2 separate regions of the Homo sapiens genome follow, and region 2 is linked to region 1. Evidence: read pairs that join two places in POLR2A ChIA-PET (ENCODE). Cell type or tissue: Caco-2. All regions are shown on one strand. Each heading gives the region's core, and the rest is flanking DNA. Links, peaks and the distances in the headings are about the cores only.

Region 1 (9,482 bases), core at 2,205-4,704:
AACCAGTTGGGGATTATTATAATAACATAGGCAAGGATAAAGAAGGACCTGGATTAAAGCACAGGCAATGGGAATAAATGAAGAGGAGCAAGGCAACATTCTAAATTATATTCAATAGTGATAGCAATGTTAGATTTGAAGGAAAGGGAGAAGTCAATGATGAGCCTGAGGTTTCTGGCTTGGGTGGTTGGATACACGGCTATGTCATTAACTAGGAAAGGAAACACAGGAGAAGAAGCCAGTGTTATGGGAGGAAAATTATTTTTTATTATGTCAACTTTAAGGGAGGGAAGAATGGACATCCTCCCCTTACATCAGATCATTGAAGCCAACTTTGATGATTTGATGTGATGACAGTCATAGTCATAGTTAAATCTTAATCTTAAATCTTGTTGTTTTTGTGCATATTTTATTTGATTCAGTTATATTGTTTGAGCTAATTTTAGGGTTAAAATAAGGTCCACTGTGCTGTGAGACTTTTATGTTCAGATCATGTTCTTGCCAATATGCAAAACAAAGGAATAAATGCATTTTAAGGGTTGTATAAGTTTCTTGCCTTAATATCTGCAAATTTATTTGCATCTGGGTAACATTTTGATATATTGTCTTATAATGCACCTATTACGACATCATCTCTACCTAATCAAGGGCATAGTTATGAGATTAAGGGCCAGTAAATTGATAATGGCAGACTTTTGTTTGTTTTTGAAACTCTTGTCATCCATTCTTTTTGTTCATTACGTTCTTCTATAAATTGTTTGCAATGTGATACTTTACATGTTAAAATGAACTTGCATTTCGGTTAGATGGTGTCTCCAAAAGGCTGGAGAATCAAAGACTGAAAAAAATAGGAGTAATTCAGTTTGCTGAGGATCAGCCTGAGACCGCATCAGTAACAGCATTTTTAGTTCCGTACAAAGTAATTTGGTTGTGGAGAAGTCCTACAGCAAATCAGCCTGAATTGTTCAGTTTAATTGTGGTCACAGAGCCACTTGTGCAGTAACATTAATTACAATGAATGTTTTAGCCATTAAAGCCTGCCATTAATTTGGTTCCTTAGATGGATTCTTAATGGTAAGAAAAATGAGGAGGATGCCCTGTTTATCTCATTTAATGCCTGGAACACAGTAAGTTATCAACAGTTTGTCCTCAGTTTCCTCAACTGCAAAATGCAAATGATAATAGTCCTTACACAGCTGGATTTTGAGAATTGTAAGAGAAAAGACTTAATACATTATCTAGCATAAAAGCACTTAATGCCTTCATTAATAGTTGAAACCCCAGTGCAGCAATGCTTTATTTAATACCCAAGAGCTGGGAGAAAACTCACCTCACATTTTATTTACATTTGAGAAACAAAGGGCCTAGAAAGAAGTGGTTTTTTTTTCCCATAAATAGATTTATTGCTTGTAAAGATTTTTTGCTCTGAGATAATTTAAATAACTTCTGTAGTCAGAATGAGCTTTTATACCATATGCATTGATAAAAGAATATGTCTAAATATCTGTATAATGTGAAAAGCTGAGAAACTCATTACCACCATGACATAAAGCCATTAGGAATTTCATTAATTGCTGTGGTACAGAAAGTGGAAGATCTACCTTTTAGTTCAAACTCAGCTCAGCTGTATGGAGCCTAAGCCTATTCTATTTCTTCCTAAAATCTGGACCATCTTTAAAGTAGGGACGAGTGGGAGCCCACTTGCTTTTGCTGAGAAATTCCATACAAACCTTCCAAGACCAAGTATTGCAACTCTCCTGGGAATGGACATTTCACAATTCCCATGGCAGCTCAAGAATTAGAAGCAACCCAAAGCCACCTCTTCTAGTCCTACCCTTCCTTCCCATCCAATTTATAAATCCTCTTCTAAGTATCCTTTATACATGGCTTCTCTTCAACAACCTCTATTCTTAGATAGTTTTCCCTGTATTTAATATAAACCTTGATTGCTTCAATGTACGACAATACAGCCTCTAATTTTATGCTTTTTGGACCAAATGAATGTTCTTTAAGCATGTTGTCAGTTTAAACAAGATCATGCATCTGAAATGTCTGTGTAAATTATACAGTGCTGTATAAAATTACTCAAGACTGTATTAACAAAGCTAAGACAGGCAATGATGCAACATATTTCTTAAATGCAACAATCCTTAAATTAGCTTCACACATAAAAGTTTATTTCTCATCCACAGTACATACCAATCAGGGCTTGAGGAAGGGCTCTGCTCCACACAGTCACTCAGTACTCACAATGATGGAGGGGCCACAATCTTAGAGCTGCACCATTAGAAATCAGTTCCTTGATAGCCAAGGCAGAAGAGAAAGGGTTGCATCCTGACACACTTGCTCATAGACCATTGACTGAAACATGCCACAGGGCCCTGCCTAAAGGGTCCAGGAAATACAGGGAACAGATCAGTATTTGGCAAGCCATAATTGTCTCTTTCCCAGTATTTCTGTCAAGGCTAAGCAAATCTAAGGGCCTTGTATTTTTTTACTTCCCATTTTAACCTTTTATTTGCTATTACACTTACCTAGGTTTACTTTTGGTTTACGATATATATAGCCATTTTTTAAGTAGTCTCAATAAGGACTTATTCAATGCTATATGGAGAAAAGGAATTATTGCATGCTGTTTAATCTGTCAAATGACAGCACTATTTTATCTTTTTTTTTCAAGCAGTGAGAATATTGTGACTTGGAGAATATTATAATTTTATCCTTATCAGCTAGGCAATTTTATGTTCGTGTTTTTACAAATATCAACTTCATACTTGCCAGGACTGGATTTCCACATGATTTTTATAGAGAGAAATGATCTCTCTATATAAATTCTTTTTTTTTCTTTTTTTTTTAATATATTTCTTTTTTTTATTATACTTTAAGTTTTAGGGTACATGTGCACATTGTGCAGGTTAGTTACATATGTATACATGTGCCATGCTGGTGCACTGCACCCACTAACTCGTCATCTAGCATTAGGTATATCTCCCAATGCTATCCCTCCCCCCTCCGCCAACCCCACCACAGTCCCCAGAGTGTGATATTCCCCTTCCTGTGTCCATGTGATCTCATTGTTCAATTCCCACCTGTGAGTGAGAATATGCGGTGTTTGGTTTTTTGTTCTTGCGATAGTTTACTGAGAATGATGATTTCCAATTTCATCCATGTCCCTACAAAGGACATGAACTAATCATTTTTTATGGCTGCATAGTATTCCATGGTGTATATGTGCCACATTTTCTTAATCCAGTCTATCATTGTTGGACATTTGGGTTGGTTCCAAGTCTTTGCTATTGTGAATAATGCCGCAATAAACATACGTGTGCATGTGTCTTTATAGCAGCAAGATTTATAGTCCTTTGGGTATATACCCAGTAATGGGATGGCTGGGTCAAATGGTATTTCTAGTTCTAGATCCCTGAGGACTCGCCACACTGACTTCCACAATGGTTGAACTAGTTTACAGTCCCACCAACAGTGTAAAAGTGTTCCTATTTCTCCACATCCTCTCCAGCACCTGTTGTTTCCTGACTTTTTAATGATTGCCATTCTAACTGGTGTGAGGTGGTATCTCATTGTGGTTTTGATTTGCATTTCTCTGATGGCCAGTGATGATGAGCATTTTTTCATGTGTTTTTTGGCTGCATAAATGTCTTCTTTTGAGAAGTGTCTGTTCATGTCCTTGGCCCACTTTTTGATGGGGTTGTTTGTTTTTTTCTTGTAAATTTGTTTGAGTTCATTGTAGATTCTGGATATTAGCCCTTTGTCAGATGAGTAGGTTGCGAAAATTTTCTCCCATTTTGTAGGCTGCCTGTTCACTCTGATGGTAGTTTCTTTTGCTGTGCAGAAGCTCTTTAGTTTAATTAGATCCCATTTGTCAATTTTGTCTTTTGTTGCCATTGCTTTTGGTGTTTTGGACATGAAGTCCTTGCCCATGCCTATGTCCTGAATGGTGATGCCTAGGTTTTTTTCTAGGGTTTTTATGGTTTTAGGTCTAACGTTTAAGTCTTTAATCCATCTTGAATTGATTTTTGTGTAAGGTGTAAGGAAGGGATCCAGTTTCAGCTTTCTACATATGGCTAGCCAGTTTTCCCAGCACCATTTATTAAATAGGGAATCCTTTCCCCATTGCTTGTTTTTCTCAGGTTTGTCAAAGATCAGATAGTTGTAGATATGCGGTGTTATTTCTCAGGGCTCTGTTCTGTTCCATTGATCTATATCTCTGTTTTGGTACCAGTACCATGCTGTTTTGATTACTGTAGCCTTGTAGTATAGTTTGAAGTCAGGTAGTGTGATGCCTCCAGCTTTGTTCTTTTGGCTTAGGATTGCCTTGGCGATGCGGGCTCTTTTTTGGTTCCATATGAACTTTAAAGTAGTTTTTTCCAATTCTGTGAAGAAAGTCATTGGTAGCTTGATAGGGATGGCATTGAATCTGTAAATTACCTTGGGCAGTATGGCCATTTTCACGATATTGATTCTTCCTACCCATGAGCATGGAATGTTCTTCCATTTGTTTGTATCCTCTTTTATTTCATTGAGCAGTGGTTTGTAGTTCTCCTTGAAGAGGTCCTTCACATCCCTTGTAAGTTGGATTCCTAGGTATTTTATTCTCTTTGAAGCAATTGTGAATGGGAGTTCACTCATGATTTGGCTCTCTGTTTGTCTGTTATTGGTGTATAAGAATGCTTGTGATTTTTGTACATTGATTTTGTATCCTGAGACTTTGCTGAAGTTGCTTACCAGCTTAAGGAGGTTTTGGGCTGAGACAATGGAGTTTTCTAGATATACAATCATGTCATCTGCAAACAGGGACAATTTGACTTCCTCTTTTCCTAATTGAATACCCTTTATTTCCTTCTCCTGCCTAATTGCCCTGGCCAGAACTTCCAACACTATGTTGAATAGGAGTGGTGAGAGAGGGCATCCCTGTCTTGTGCCAGTTTTCAAAGGGAATGCTTCCAGTTTTTGCCCATTCAGTATGATATTGGCTGTGGGTTTGTCATAGATAGCTCTTATTATTTTGAAATACGTCCCATCAATACCTAATTTATTGAGAGTTTTTAGCATGAAGGGTTGTTGAATTTTGTCAAAGGCCTTTTCTGCATCTATTGAGATAATCATGTGGTTTTTGTCTTTGGCTCTGTTTATATGCTGGATTACATTTATTGATTTGCGTATATTGAACCAGCCTTGCATCCCAGGGATGAAGCCCACTTGATCATAGTGGATAAGCTTTTTGATGTGCTGCTGGATTCGTTTTGCCAGTATTTTATTGAGGATTTTTGCATCAATGTTCATCAAGGATATTGGTCTAAAATTCTCTTTTTTGGTTGTGTCTCTGCCTGGCTTTGGTATCAGGATGATGCTGGCCTCATAAAATGAGTTAGGGAGGATTCCCTCTTTTTCTATTGATTGGAATAGTTTCAGAAGGAATGGTACCAGCTCCTCCTTGTACCTCTGATAGAATTCGGCTGTGAATCCATCTGGTCCTGGACTCTTTTGGGTTGGTAAACTATTGATTATTGCCACAATTTCAGCTCCTGTTATTGGTCTATTCAGAGATTCAACTTCTTCCTGGTTTAGTCTTGGGAGAGTGTATGTGTCGAGGAATTTATCCATTTCTTCTAGATTTTCTAGTTTATTTGCATAGAGGTGTTTGTAGTATTCTCTGATGGTAGTTTGTATTTCTGTGAGATCGGTGGTGATATCCCCTTTATCATTTTTTATTGTGTCTATTTGATTCTTGTCTCTTTTTTTCTTTATTAGTCTTGCTAGCGGTCTATCAATTTTGTTGATCCTTTCAAAAAACCAGCTCCTGGATTCATTAATTTTTTGAAGGGTTTTTGGTGTCTCTATTACCTTCAGTTCTGCTCTGATTTTAGTTATTTCTTGCCTTCTGCTAGCTTTTGAATGTGTTTGCTCTTGCTTTTCTAGTTCTTTTAATTGTGATGTTAGGGTGTCAATTTTGGATCTTTCCTGCTTTCTCTTGTGGGCATTTAGTGCTATAAATTTCCCTCTACACACTGCTTTGAATGTGTCCCAGAGATTCTGGTATGCTGTGTCTTTGTTCTCATTGGTTTCAAAGAACATCTTTATTTCTGCCTTCATTTCGTTATGTATCCAGTAGTCATTCAGGAGCAGGTTGTTCAGTTTCCATGTAGTTGAGCGGTTTTGAGTGAGATTCTTCATCCTGAGTTCTAGTTTGATTGCAGTGTGGTCTGAGAGACTGTTTGTTATAATTTCTGTTCTTTTACATTTGCTGAGGAGAGCTTTACTTCCAACTATGTGGTCAATTTTGGAATAGGTGTGGTGTGGTGCTGAAAAAAATGTATATTCTGTTGATTTGGGGTGGAGAGTTCTGTAGATGTCTATTAGGTCTGCTTGGTGCAGAGCTGAGTTCAATTGCTGGGTATCCTTGTTGACTTCTGTCTCGTTGATCTGTCTAATGTTGACAGTGGGGTGTTAAAGTCTCCCATTATTAATGTGTGGGAGTCTAAGTCTCTTTGTAGGTCACTCAGGACTTGCTTTATGAATCTGGGTGCTCCTGTATTGGGTGCATATATATTTAGGATAGTTAGCTCTTCTTGTTGAATTGATCCCTTTACTATTATGTAATGGCCTTCTTTGTCTCTTTTGATCTTTGTTGGTTTAAAGTCTGTTTTATCAGAGACTAGGATTGCAACCCCTGCCTTTTTTTGTTTTCCATTTGCTTGGTAGATCTTCCTCCATCCTTTTATTTTGAGCCTATGTGTGTCTCTGCACATGAGATGGGTTTCCTGAATACAGCACACTGCTGGGTCTTGACTCTTTATCCAATTTGCCAGTCTGTGTCTTTTAATTGGAGCATTTAGTCCATTTACATTTAAAGTTAATATTGTTATGTGTGAATTTGATCCTGTCATTATGATGTTAGCTGGTGATTTTGCTCGTTAGTTGATGCAGTTTCTTCCTAGTCTCGATGGTCTTTACATTTTGGCATGATTTTGCAGTGGCTGGTTCCGGTTGTTCCTTTCCATGTTTAGTGCTTCCTTCAGGAGCTCTTTTAGGGCAGGCCTGCTGGTGACAAAATCTCTCAGCATTTGCTTGTCTGTAAAGTATTTTATTTCTCCTTCACTTATGAAGCTTAGTTTGGCTGGATATGAAATTCTGGGTTGAAAATTCTTTTCTTTAAGAATGTTGAATATTGGCCCCCACTCTCTTCTGGCTTGTAGGGTTTCTGCCGAGAGATCTGCTGTTAGTCTGATGGGCTTCCCTTTGAGGGTAACCCGACCTTTCTCTCTGGCTGCCCTTAACATTTTTTCCTTTTTTTCAACTTTGGTGAATCTGACAATTATGTGTCTTGGAGTTGCTCTTCTCGAGGAGTATCTTTGTGGCATTCTCTGTATTTCCTGAATCTGAACGTTGGCCTGCCTTGCTAGATTGGGGAAGTTCTCCTGGATAATATCCTGCAGAGTGTTTTCCAACTTGGTTCCATTCTCCCCATCACTTTCAGGTACACCAGTCAGACGTAGATTTGGTCTTTTCACATAGTCCCATATTTCTTGGAGGCTTTGCTCATTTCTTTTTATTCTTTTTTCTCTAAACTTCCCTTCTCACTTCATTTCATTCATTTCATCTTCCATCACTGATACCCTTTCTTCCAGTTGATCGCATCGGCTCCTGACGCTTCTGCATTCTTCATGTAGATCTCGAGCCTTGGTTTTCAGCTCCATCAGCTCCTTTAAGCACTTCTCTGTATTGGTTATTCTAGTTATACATTCTTCTAAATTTTTTTCAAAGTTTTCAACTTCTTTGCATTTGGTTTGAATGTCCTCCCGTAGCTCAGAGTAATTTGATCGTCTGAAGCCTTCTTCTCTCAGCTCGTCAAAGTCATTCTCCATCCAGCTTTGTTCCGTTGCTGGTGAGGAACTGCGTTCCTTTGGAGGAGGAGAGGCGCTCTGCTTTTTAGAGTTTCCAGTTTTTCTGTTCTGTTTTTTCCCCATCGTTGTGGTTTTATCTACTTTTGGTCTTTGATGATGGTGATGGTGATGTACAGATGGGTTTTTGGTGTGGATGTCCTTTCTGTTTGTTAGTTTTCCTTCTAACAGAGAGGACCCTCAGCTGCAGGTCTGTTGGAATACCCTGCTGTGTGAGGTGTCAGTGTGCCCCTGCTGGGGGGTGCCTCCCAGTTAGGCTGCTCGGGGGTCAGGGGTCAGAGACCCACTTGAGGAGGCAGTCTGCCCGTTCTCAGATCTCCAGCTGCGTGCTGGGAGAACTACTGCTCTCTTCAAAGCTGTCAGACAGGGACATTTAAGTCTGCAGAGGTTACTGCTGTCTTTTTGTTTGTCTGTGCCCTGCCCCCAGAGGTGGAGCCTACAGAGGCAGGCAGGCCTCCTTGAGCTGTGGTGGGCTCCACCCAGTTCGAGCTTCCCAGCTGCTTTGTTTACCTAATCAAGCCTGGGCAATGGCGGGCGCCCCTCCCCTAGCCTCGCTGCCGCCTTGCAGTTTGATCTCAGACTGCTGTGCTAGGCGACTCCGTGGGCTTAGGAGCCTCTGAGCCAGGTGCGGGATATAATCTCGTGGTGCGCCATTTTTTAAGCCCATGGGAAAAGCTCAGTATTCAGGTGGGAGTGACCTGATTTTCCAGGTGCCGTCCGTCACCCCTTTCCTTGACTCAGAAAGGGAACTCCCTGACCCCTTGCACTTCCCAAGTGAGGCAATGCCTCGCCCTGCTTCGGCTCGCGCACGGTGCGCGCACCCACTGACCTGCGCCCACTGTCTGGCACTTCCTAGTGAGATGAACCCGGTACCTCAGATGGAAATGCAGAAATCACCCGTCTTCTGCGTAGCTCACGCTGGGAGCTGTAGACCGGAGCTGTTCCTATTCCTCTCTATATAAATTCTATAGATACATAGAGTGATTATAGAGAGAAACTCTCTCTATATATAAATTCTAATTCACTATCTCCTAAAAGTAGCACATTTGCCTATAATCCCAGCACTTTGGTAGACCAAGGAGAACAGATTGTTTGAGCTCAGGAGTTCGAGATCTGCCTGGGCAACATGGCAATATCTTATCTCTGTTAAAAATATAAAAAAATAGCTGGGCATGGTGGTATGCACCTGTGGTCCCAGCTACTTGGGAGGCTGAGGTGGGAGGATCACTTGAGCATGGAAGGTGAGGTTGCAGTGAGCTGAGATTGCACCATTGTACTCTAGCCTGTGTGACAGAGCAAGACCCTGTCTCAAATTAAAAAAAAAAAAAGTAGCAAATTCAATGTTAGATGGGAGAAACTGGAGCTGATATGGCTGCTTATAGCCAAACATTAAAAGATAATTTAAAAAAAACTATAAGCAGCAGATGTGTTGTTTTCTTTTTTAATCCAAAGCATAACAATAATAGGAACTACATTCTGGAATGGCTGCTCTGTGTTAGGCACTTTACAAAGATCATTTCATGTAATCATCACAACACCCTTTGTGAACAGGTATAACTTATT
Region 2 (9,482 bases), core at 4,659-7,158, 84 kb after region 1:
TGGTACCATTCCTTCTGAAACTATTCCAATCAATAGAAAAAGAGGGAATCCTCCCTAACTCATTTTATGAGGCCAGCATCATCCTGATACCAAAGCTGGGCAGAGACACAACAAAAAAAGAGAATTTTAGACCAATATCCCTGATGAACATCGATGCAAAAATCCTCAATAAAATACTAGCAAACCGAATCCAGCAGCACATCAAAAAGCATATCCACGGTCAAGTGGGCTTCATCCCTGGGATGCAAGGTTGGTTCAACATACGCAAATCAATAAACGTAATCCAGCATATAAACAGAACCAATGACAAAAACCACATGATTGTCTCAATAGATGCAGAAAAGGCCTTTGACAAAATTCAACAACCCTTCATGCTAAAAACTCTCAATAAATTAGGTATTGATGGGCCGTATCTCAAAATAATAAGAGCTATCTATGACAAACTCACAGCCAATATCATACTGAATGGGCAAAAACTGGAAGCATTCCCTTTGAAAACTGGCACAAGACAGGGATGTCTTCTCTCACCACTCCTATTCAACATAGTGTTGGAAGTTCTGGCCAGGGCAATCAGGCAGGAGAAGGAAATAAAGGGTATTCAATTAGGAAAAGAGGAAGTCAAATTGTGCCTGTTTGCAGATGACATGATTGTATATCTAGAAAACCCCATCGTCTCAGCCCAAAATCTCCTTAAGCTCATAAGCAACTTCAGCAAAGTCTCAGGATACAAAATCAATGTACAAAAATCACAAGCATTCTTATACACCAACAACAGACAAACAGAGAGCCAAATCATGAGTGAACTCCCATTCACAATTGCTTCAAAGAGAATAAAATACCTAGGAATCCAACTTACAGGAGATGTGAAGGATTTCTTCAAGGAGAACTACAAACCACTGCTCAATGAAATAAAAGAGGATACAGACAAATGGAAGAACATTCCATGCTCACGGGTAGGAAGAATCAATATCATGAAAATGGCCATACTGCCCAAGGTAATTTATAGATTCAATGCCATCCCCATCAAGCTACCAATGACTTTCTTCACAGAATTGGAAAAAACTACTTTAAAGTTCATATGGAACCAAAAAAGAGCCCGCATTGCCAAGTCAATCCTAAGCCAAAAGAACAAAGCTGGAGGTATCACGCTACCTGACTTCAAACTATACTACAAGGCTACAGTAACCAAAACAGCGTGGTACTGGTATCAAAACAGAGATATAGACCAATGGAACAGAACAGAGCCCTCAGAAATAATGCCACATATCTACAACTATCTGATCTTTGACAAACCTGACAAAAACAAGAAATGGGGAAAGGATTCCCTATTTAATAAATGGTGCTGAGACAACTGGCTAGCCATATGTAGAAAGCTGAAACTGGATCCCTTCCTTACACCTCATACAAAAATGAATTCAAGATGGATTAAAGACTTAAATGTTAGATCTAAAACCATAAAAACCCTAGAAGAAAACCTAGGCAATACCATTCAGGACATAGGCATGGGCAAGGACTTCATGTGTAAACCACTAAAAGCAATAGCAACAAAAGCCAAAATTGACAAATGGGATCTAATTAAACTAAAGAGCTTCTGCACAGCAAAAGAAACTACCATCAGAGTGAACAGGCAACCTACAGAATGGGAGAAAATATTTGCAATCTACCCATCTGACAAAGGACTAATATCCAGAATCTACAATGAACTCCAACAAATTTACAAGAATAAAACAAACAACCCCATCAACAAGTAGGTGAAGGATATGAACAGACACTTCTCAAAAGAAGACATTTATGCTACCAACAGACACATGAAAAAATGCTCATCATCACTGGCCATCAGAGAACTGCAAATCCCACAATGAGATACCATCTCACACCAGTTAGAATGGCGATGATTAAAAAGCAGGAAACAACAGGTGCTGGAGAGGATGTGGAGAAATAGGAACACTTTTACACTGCTGGTGGGACTATAAACTGGTTCAACCATTGTGGAAAGACAGTGTGGCTATTCCTCAGGGATCTAGAACTAGAAATACCATTTGACCCAGCCATCCCATTACTGGGTATATACCCAAAGGATTATAAATCATGCTGCTATAAAGATAGATGCACAGGTATGTTTATTGCGGCACTATTCACAATAGCAAAGACTTGGAACCAACCCAAATGTCCAACAATGATAGACTGGATTAAGAAAATGTGGCACATATACACCATGGAATACTATGCAGCCATAAAAATGATGAGTTCATGTCCTTTGTAGGGACATGGATGAAGCTGGAAACCATCATTCTCAGCAAACTATCGCAAGGACAAAAAACCAAACAGCTCACGTTCTCACTCATAGGTGGGAATTGAAAAATGAGAAAACATGGACACAGGAAAGGGAACATCACACACCAGGGCCTGTTGTGGGGTGGGGGGAAGGGGGAGGGATAGCATTAGGAGATATGCCTAATGTTAAATGACGAGTTAATTGGTCCAGCACACCAACAAGGCACATGTATACATATGTAACAAACCTGCACATTGTGCACATGTACCCTAAAACTTAAAGTATAATATAAATAAATAAATAAATAAAATGATGCAATAATTAAATAAAAATACAGTATAAAGTTGCTGGTTAAATGATGAAAGAATAGTTTCTGAACTGCACATGTGATTTCTGTAGAAAAATTTGTATTACTCGTTTATTGCTTATTTCTTGAACAGGAGTAGATATTTAGAATTACTGTTTGTAACTAAGGTGTTCCTCACAATCCAAGCCAGAACTGCGTCTCGAATGTATTTCCCACCATTTCTCTGAGCTCCAGCCCTCTCCAAATCCTACTCTTTATCAGTGCAGCTTCTCACCATTGCTCAGTCACACAGGATTGGGGGAGAGAAGAGGGCAGAAGGGGTGGCTTTGCACCTCCCCATTGGGCAGGCCTTTCCTCTGCCTGAACTGTGCTTTGCTAGTTCTCTACCTAACAATTTCCTACTCATTCTTTAATTCGCTAAAATGGTGCCTTTGAGCTGTCTCCAGCTGCCCCACCCAGCTTCCCCTGGCTCCCTCCGTGGTGCCCTCACAAACTGTTTACAAATTTCCAACATAGCAATTATTGCACACTGTGAGCTCTTCCCTTTGTGTTCCCTATGCTTACTATAGCCATGTTGCTGCCTAAGGGACACACGTAGGGAAATAAGACTCAGCAACACATCCCATTCAACAACAGCCAGCATAAGAAATGGTAAGCTTTTAAGCCAGGTGCAGTGGCTCCTGCCTGTAGTCGCAGCTACTTGGGAGGCTGAGGTGAGAGAATTGCTTGAGCCCAGGGGTTTGAGCCTAGCCTGGGCAACATAATGAGACCCTGGCTCTTTAAAAAAAAAAAAAAAAAAGTTTGCTTCTTTTACATTCCCTCTTCCCAGAGAGGGAAGCTTTTTCTAATTTACACAGGCACTTTTTGCTATTGGAGGGCTGAGTGTAATATTTGACAAAAACAATCAATGCTTATCTAATAATAATAAAAATACTTATCATTTATTAACCATTTACCATGCTAACCCCTTTCATGCGTGGTTCCATTTAGCACTATAATAGCCTATGATGGAGGTAACAGCACCCCATTTCTCTGAAATCTTCACATAGTGGATATTGCTGTCAAATAAATTATCTTCTACTAGGGTGAGCTCCACTGACATGAGACTTGAGAATGAGTAGACCGTAAAAATGTCATTTATTAGACACAATTTTCCAGGCACCGTACTAAGCACTGCAAGTGCATTTACTCATAAGTGGAATGCAATTGTTATGTGAATGGCATGTCCAATCAAGGTGCAAAAATTCCTCCCCAGGCAGAAGAAGCATTGAAGGAAAACAATAGCATGTTCTCTCTGGCTTTAAAGTGACAATTGGTTTACAGTAACAGACTCACCCGGTGATCACTAGTGTCTAGTACAGAAATAAGAATGAACCTGCTGGGCTATGAATTCAGCATAGATAGAAAAGAATGTGTGTGTGTGTGTGTGTGTGTGTGTCTGTGTGTGTGTGTTTGAGCAAGTGAGAGGAAGACAGAGAGGGTTTTTTTTTTTTTCTCAAAACGTAGTATTGGAGGGCAGTTTGCGGTGTTTTATTTCCTTGAAGTGTGTTTATGTATCTTCATGGCTTTTATCTCTAAAATCTTGGAGGAATTTAAATCCTAGCCAAGTGAGGATATATACTTTTATCAGCTAGTATTCCAAGTTTAGCAAGCAATGTTTGCTTTTTCCCTTCCAAAAAAAAAAAAAAAAAAAAACGGATGGTTCAGAAACTTTTGAGCCACTCACATGCTCTCACATTGTAAATGTGATTCACTCCTCTGACTGGCCCTGCTTGTCATAGAAAACACAGTCTACTTGCATTTAGCATCTGAAAGATACCTCAAGGAAATATTTAGATGGGAGACACCGTGAGAGCTATACCGAAGAGCCTGAGACAGAAAACAAGGGGCCTGTGTTCTCATCCCACCCTTCCACTCTCCTACTGCATGACCAAACTCCCTAGCGAGAGTCCTAATCCCCGTGATGCATCCTGCTAAAACGGGACTACAGGCTAGGAGTCTCAGCTGTAATGGATTTGCCTCTATTTGCAAGTTCCCCCTCTTTTCATTGAAGTAGGAAGAAGTGAGAATTATTCAATCAGTCACAACATTATAATGAATGCTGTTTATTATTGCACTTGATTTGTTGGTTTGCCCTCAATCACTCCTAGGACATGAATGCTGCAAGTGACCTCTTACTCTCTGAGTCTGGAGTGACATCAGATGGTGGGGGGTAAAGAGCGCACTGTCAGCTCCTGAAACTGAGTCAACATCCAAGGGGGTAAAGCTGAATACCCTCTCCTATCTGAAGGAGGGAGGGAGGGAGGGAGGGAATGAGGGGAGGTAGAAAGAAAGAACATCTTCCTAGTATAGAGTCTGAATGCTGTAAAGAACCATCAGGGTCATCTCACTTAACTCCCTGATGGTCAGAAAAGGAAGCTGATGTTCAGGGAGCAAAAGTGACTTTCCTAAGCTCACATAGATAAGGAGGACCCAGGCCAGGGCCAGGAATCTTGCCTCTGATTTGCACCACATTTATAGCTTAAATATTTGCCTATTGGCCTTCACTAGACATTAAGCCCCACAAGCAAAGTATCTTGTGTGTGTTAGTTCACAGCTATATTCCGTCCCCTAGTGTGAGCCTCCATACTACGCGCTCAAGAAATAACTGATGAATGAAGAGATGAACCAAAACTTACGCCCAGGTCTCACATCTCTCAGCCCTTTCAGCTTGCACTTTCTCCCAAGACATCTCTGATATGCCTTGTGAGTTTTTAACAGTATATTAAGGGGGAGTTGTATCAAAAGTAGAAACTGTTCCAAATAAATCTATTCAACCTGGATGTTCTTTGTCTATAACCCATTACTTACAACATACACTAACTCACAAGGTATATTTCTTGATTCAGTCTTGAAATGCGAGCAAGGTTAATTTGACTTAGACAAAAGAAATGGCTTGAGAGATGGAGTACCATAAGAGATGGGGTACCATAAGTCTGAGAGATGGAGTACCATGAGTAGTCAAAAAGGAAAAAAGCACTGTGAATTTTGTCTTCTGAAGTAGGCACGTAGCTACTGCATTTCTGAAAGTAACTTGTGATAGAGGAAGGAAAATATGCTCTGTAGGTGGAGAGATTTGGGTTCCAGTTAGGACTTTCCTGTTTTCTAGATTTGTGACCTTGAACAAGTTACCACTGAGCCTCATTACAAGTGGTGATGATAATGTGAAGTAGGCATTATTATTAAATTCATGATGCAGATGAAGAAAATGAATCCTAAAAAAGTTAAATAACTAGTCCAAGGTCAGATGGCCAGTGATTTGAATCAAACTTATTAGCAAGGACTCTCAAAAAGAAAATGTGTCTAATAGAGAAGCAGTGTGCCTGGCCCGTCTGACACCAGGATTGGACTCTTGTCCCTGCCTTGTGCACTTTCCTTACTTAACAAATGCCTGGGAGCATATAACCACACTGGCCTCACCCCGTAACATCACGTGACTACATTTGAACAAACTATATTATGAAACAGTCATTGAGCTCTCCCTTCCTGCCTGTAATAGGTCACAGCATCTGTTCCTCTACTGCAGACAACAGCTATTAACCAATTCTTCCGTCAGCCAACATTGCTTAGGCAATTAACTACTGTGTACTCAGCAACTGCTAAGCCCTGGAAGAATCCAAACCGAAAACAAAACAGTAGTGAAGTTTGGTCTTTGGAGTCCGAGACAGCTGAGTTTGAATCCCAGTTCTGCCACTTGCCGGCTGGGCAAAATTATGTTATCTCTCTAAGCCTCAGTTTTCTCATTTGTATTGTAGATTTATATAGAAAAAGGTATTTGTGTTGTGTTTGTGTGTGTGTGTTTGCCTGTATGTGTATATGTCATAGTGTTATGGGGAGGATTCAATGAGATAATTAGTGCAAAATGTTTAAGAAGGTATGTTGTGACAATGGCACAGAGGAGAGCTCAATAAGTATTAGTTGCTAGTATTAAGAATGTATATTCTGGCCAGGCATGGTGGCTCACGCCTGTAATCCCAGCACTTTGGGAGGCCAAGGCAGGTGGATCATGAGGTCAGGAGATCGAGACCATCCTGGCTAACTGGTGAAACCCCATCTCTACTAAAAAAAAAAAAAAAAAAAAAATTAGCCAGGCGTGGTGGTGTGCACCTGTAGTCCCAGCTACTCGGGAGGCTGAGGCAGAAGAATGGCGTGAACCCGGGAGGCAGAGTTTGCAGTGAGTTGAGATCGTGCCACTGCACTCCAACCTGGGCTTGACACACTGTCTCAAAAAAAAAAAAAAAGATGTATATTCTAAATGGGAAAAAGACACAATTTGAGTTATCAAAGAACAGTTGTGACGGTTAATACTGAGTATCAACTTGATTGGATGGAAGGATGCAAAGTATTGATCCTGGATGTGTCTGTGAGGGTGTTGCCAAAGGAGATTAGCATTTGAGTCAGTGGGCTGGGAAAGGCAGACCCACCCTTAATCTGGGTGGGTACCATCTAATCAGCTACCAGCATGGCTAGTATATAAAGCAGTCATAAAAATGTGAAAAGACTAGACTGGCCTAACCTCCCAGACTACATCTTTCTCCCCTGCTGGATGCTTTCTGCCCTTAAACATCTGACTCCATGTTCTTTAGTTTTGAGACTCGGATTGGCTGTCTTTCCTCCTCAGCTTGCAGATGGCCTTTTGTGGGACCTTGTGATCTTGTGAGTTAATACTTGTTAAACTCATATATACATATATATATATATATATATATATATATATATATATATATAATAAAAATATATATGTAAATATAAATAAAAAACAATATCGCATCCCTGGAGGGATTATGGAGATTAGTGCCACCATCAAGGACTTAAAAGATGCAGGGGTGGTGATTCCCACCACATCCCCATTTAACTCTTTTATTTATTTATATATATCTATATATCCTATAGATATCTATATAGATATCTATAGGATATATATACTTAGGATATATATCTTTAGGATATTTAGGATATATATATGGATATATATATAGAGGATATATATGTGTATATATATGGATATATATATATAGGGTATATATATGTGTATATATATACAGATATATATATAGGATATATGTATGTGTGTATATATATATATATCCTATTTGTTCTGTCCCTCTAGAGAACCCTAATACAGATTTTGGTACCAGGAGTGGTTCTAAAGGAACAGAATATTAAGGATGGAGTTCTTTCATTAGTTTTGGGGGTTTTTGGAATTGGCTTCTTAGTATGATTAGACCCAAAAATGCTAAGGACCCTACTTCTAGTAGCATGGAGAACACTGATAGTCCTTGGCATGAACTGTTTAGAGAGTTATGCAAAATAAATGCATTTGACATTCCTGATTCACCATTTGTGAGAGGCAAGGAGTTTATTGACTCTATACATAATACTTTTGACCATATGTGGAGAACCAAGGAACATAATGAAGCTGCTTGGTTGCTCCTAAGTTCAGTAGACAAAGTGATGAAAGAAAAGGATGAACCCAGGGATTCTAACTCCCAGCTTCAGAGGCAGACACTGAGCCTCAGATTGCTAAGATTGCCCTGAGTGAGAGTCTCATCTCCTATGTGAAAGATGAAATTGTGGAAAAACAGGCACAAACTCTTATCATGCGAGTGGCTGACCTGCAATGAAAGGTGCATGCACAGTCTCATCAGATGTCTATGGTTAAAGTGAGGGCATTGATTGGAAAAGAATGGGACCCTGCAACTTACAATAGAAACGTGTGAGAGAACCCTGATAAAGCTGGGGACACTAAGTTTGTAAATTCTGATGAACCTTTTTTTGCCAGAAGAAACAGCTTCCCCATCCCCAGTAGTGTCAACATCCCCTCCCAACCCATGCTGCCATCAGCCTTTCCACATTTGTCTGAGGAGATAAACCCTGTGCTGCCTGAGGCAAATGTGATGGCCTCCCCTGAGGCAGGTGCCAGGCAAGATAATGTTGATTCTCCTCAGGAGCCACCTCCAACACCCCTATTTGCGTCTAGACCTATAACTAGACTAAACTTCTGGCTGGTGCCTAGAGGGAGGTTGAGAGTGTGACCCATGAGGAGGTGCACTACACTCAAAAATCAATGCTTTGAATATAAACATAAATCTGGAGAACAGGCATGGAAATGGATATTAAAGGTGTGAGATAATGGTGGAAGGAACATAGAGTTGGATCAGGCTGAATTTATTGATTTGGGCCCACTAGGGACTCTGCATTTAATGTTGCAGCTCAGGGACTTAGAAAAGGTTCTAGTAGTTTGTTTGCTTGTTTAGCTGAAATATGGATTAAAAGATGGCCCACTGTGAGCGAGCTGGAAATTCTAGGACCAAGTTTAGTGGAAACTGAACGTTTGACTACGGGTCATCCAGTTGCCATGAGACCTGAACTGCCAATCATGAACTAAGTGCTTTCTGACCCATCTAGCCATAGAGTGGGCCGTGCACAGCAGCATTCCATCAGCAAATGGAAGTGGTATATACATGATTGGTCTCAAGTAGGTCCTGAAGGCACAAGTAAGTTACATGATGAAGTGGCTCAAATGTCCATGGTCTCCACTCCTGCCACCCTGCACCAATGGCCTCATGGGGAGTTCCCTATGATCAGTAGACAGAGGAAGAGAAGACTGGGTCCTGGTTCACAGATGATTCTGCACGATATCCAGATACCACCCAAAAGTGGACAGCTGCAGCACTACAGCCCCTTTCTAGGACATCCCTGAAGGACAGCCATGAAGGGAAATCTTCCCAGTGGGCAGAACTTAGAGCAGTGCACCTGGTTTTGCGCTTTGCATGGAAGGAGAAATGGCCAGATGTGCAATTATATACTGATTCATGGGCTGTAGCCAGTGGTTTGGCTGGATGGTCAGGGACTTGGAAG

Evidence for each region. ChIA-PET counts read pairs that join two places held together with the same protein. Peaks named below come from ENCODE experiments on the same cell type or tissue, not always from the same donor. Only the 100,000 strongest peaks of a DNase experiment are listed, where the experiment ranks them.
Region 2: POLR2A ChIA-PET joins it to region 1 with 5 read pairs; 3 of 35 experiments call an interaction of 5 or more read pairs at or near these places.

The regions. Positions count from the first base shown.
Region 1 is chr11:83,587,036-83,596,517 of GRCh38, reverse strand. The region is part of intron 19 of DLG2 (discs large MAGUK scaffold protein 2); the gene reads left to right. Among named protein-coding and RNA genes, the nearest start is that of DLG2-AS2, 46 kb to the left of the region's middle. RefSeq lists enhancers at 7,951-8,534, 8,535-9,118. In Caco-2, for the core only: no CTCF peak of the experiment used is centred there; no DNase peak of the experiment used is centred there.
Region 2 is chr11:83,505,626-83,515,107 of GRCh38, reverse strand. All of the region lies in intron 21 of DLG2 (discs large MAGUK scaffold protein 2), which reads left to right. Among named protein-coding and RNA genes, the nearest start is that of DLG2-AS2, 130 kb to the left of the region's middle. In Caco-2, for the core only: no CTCF peak of the experiment used is centred there; a DNase peak (open chromatin) is centred at 6,038.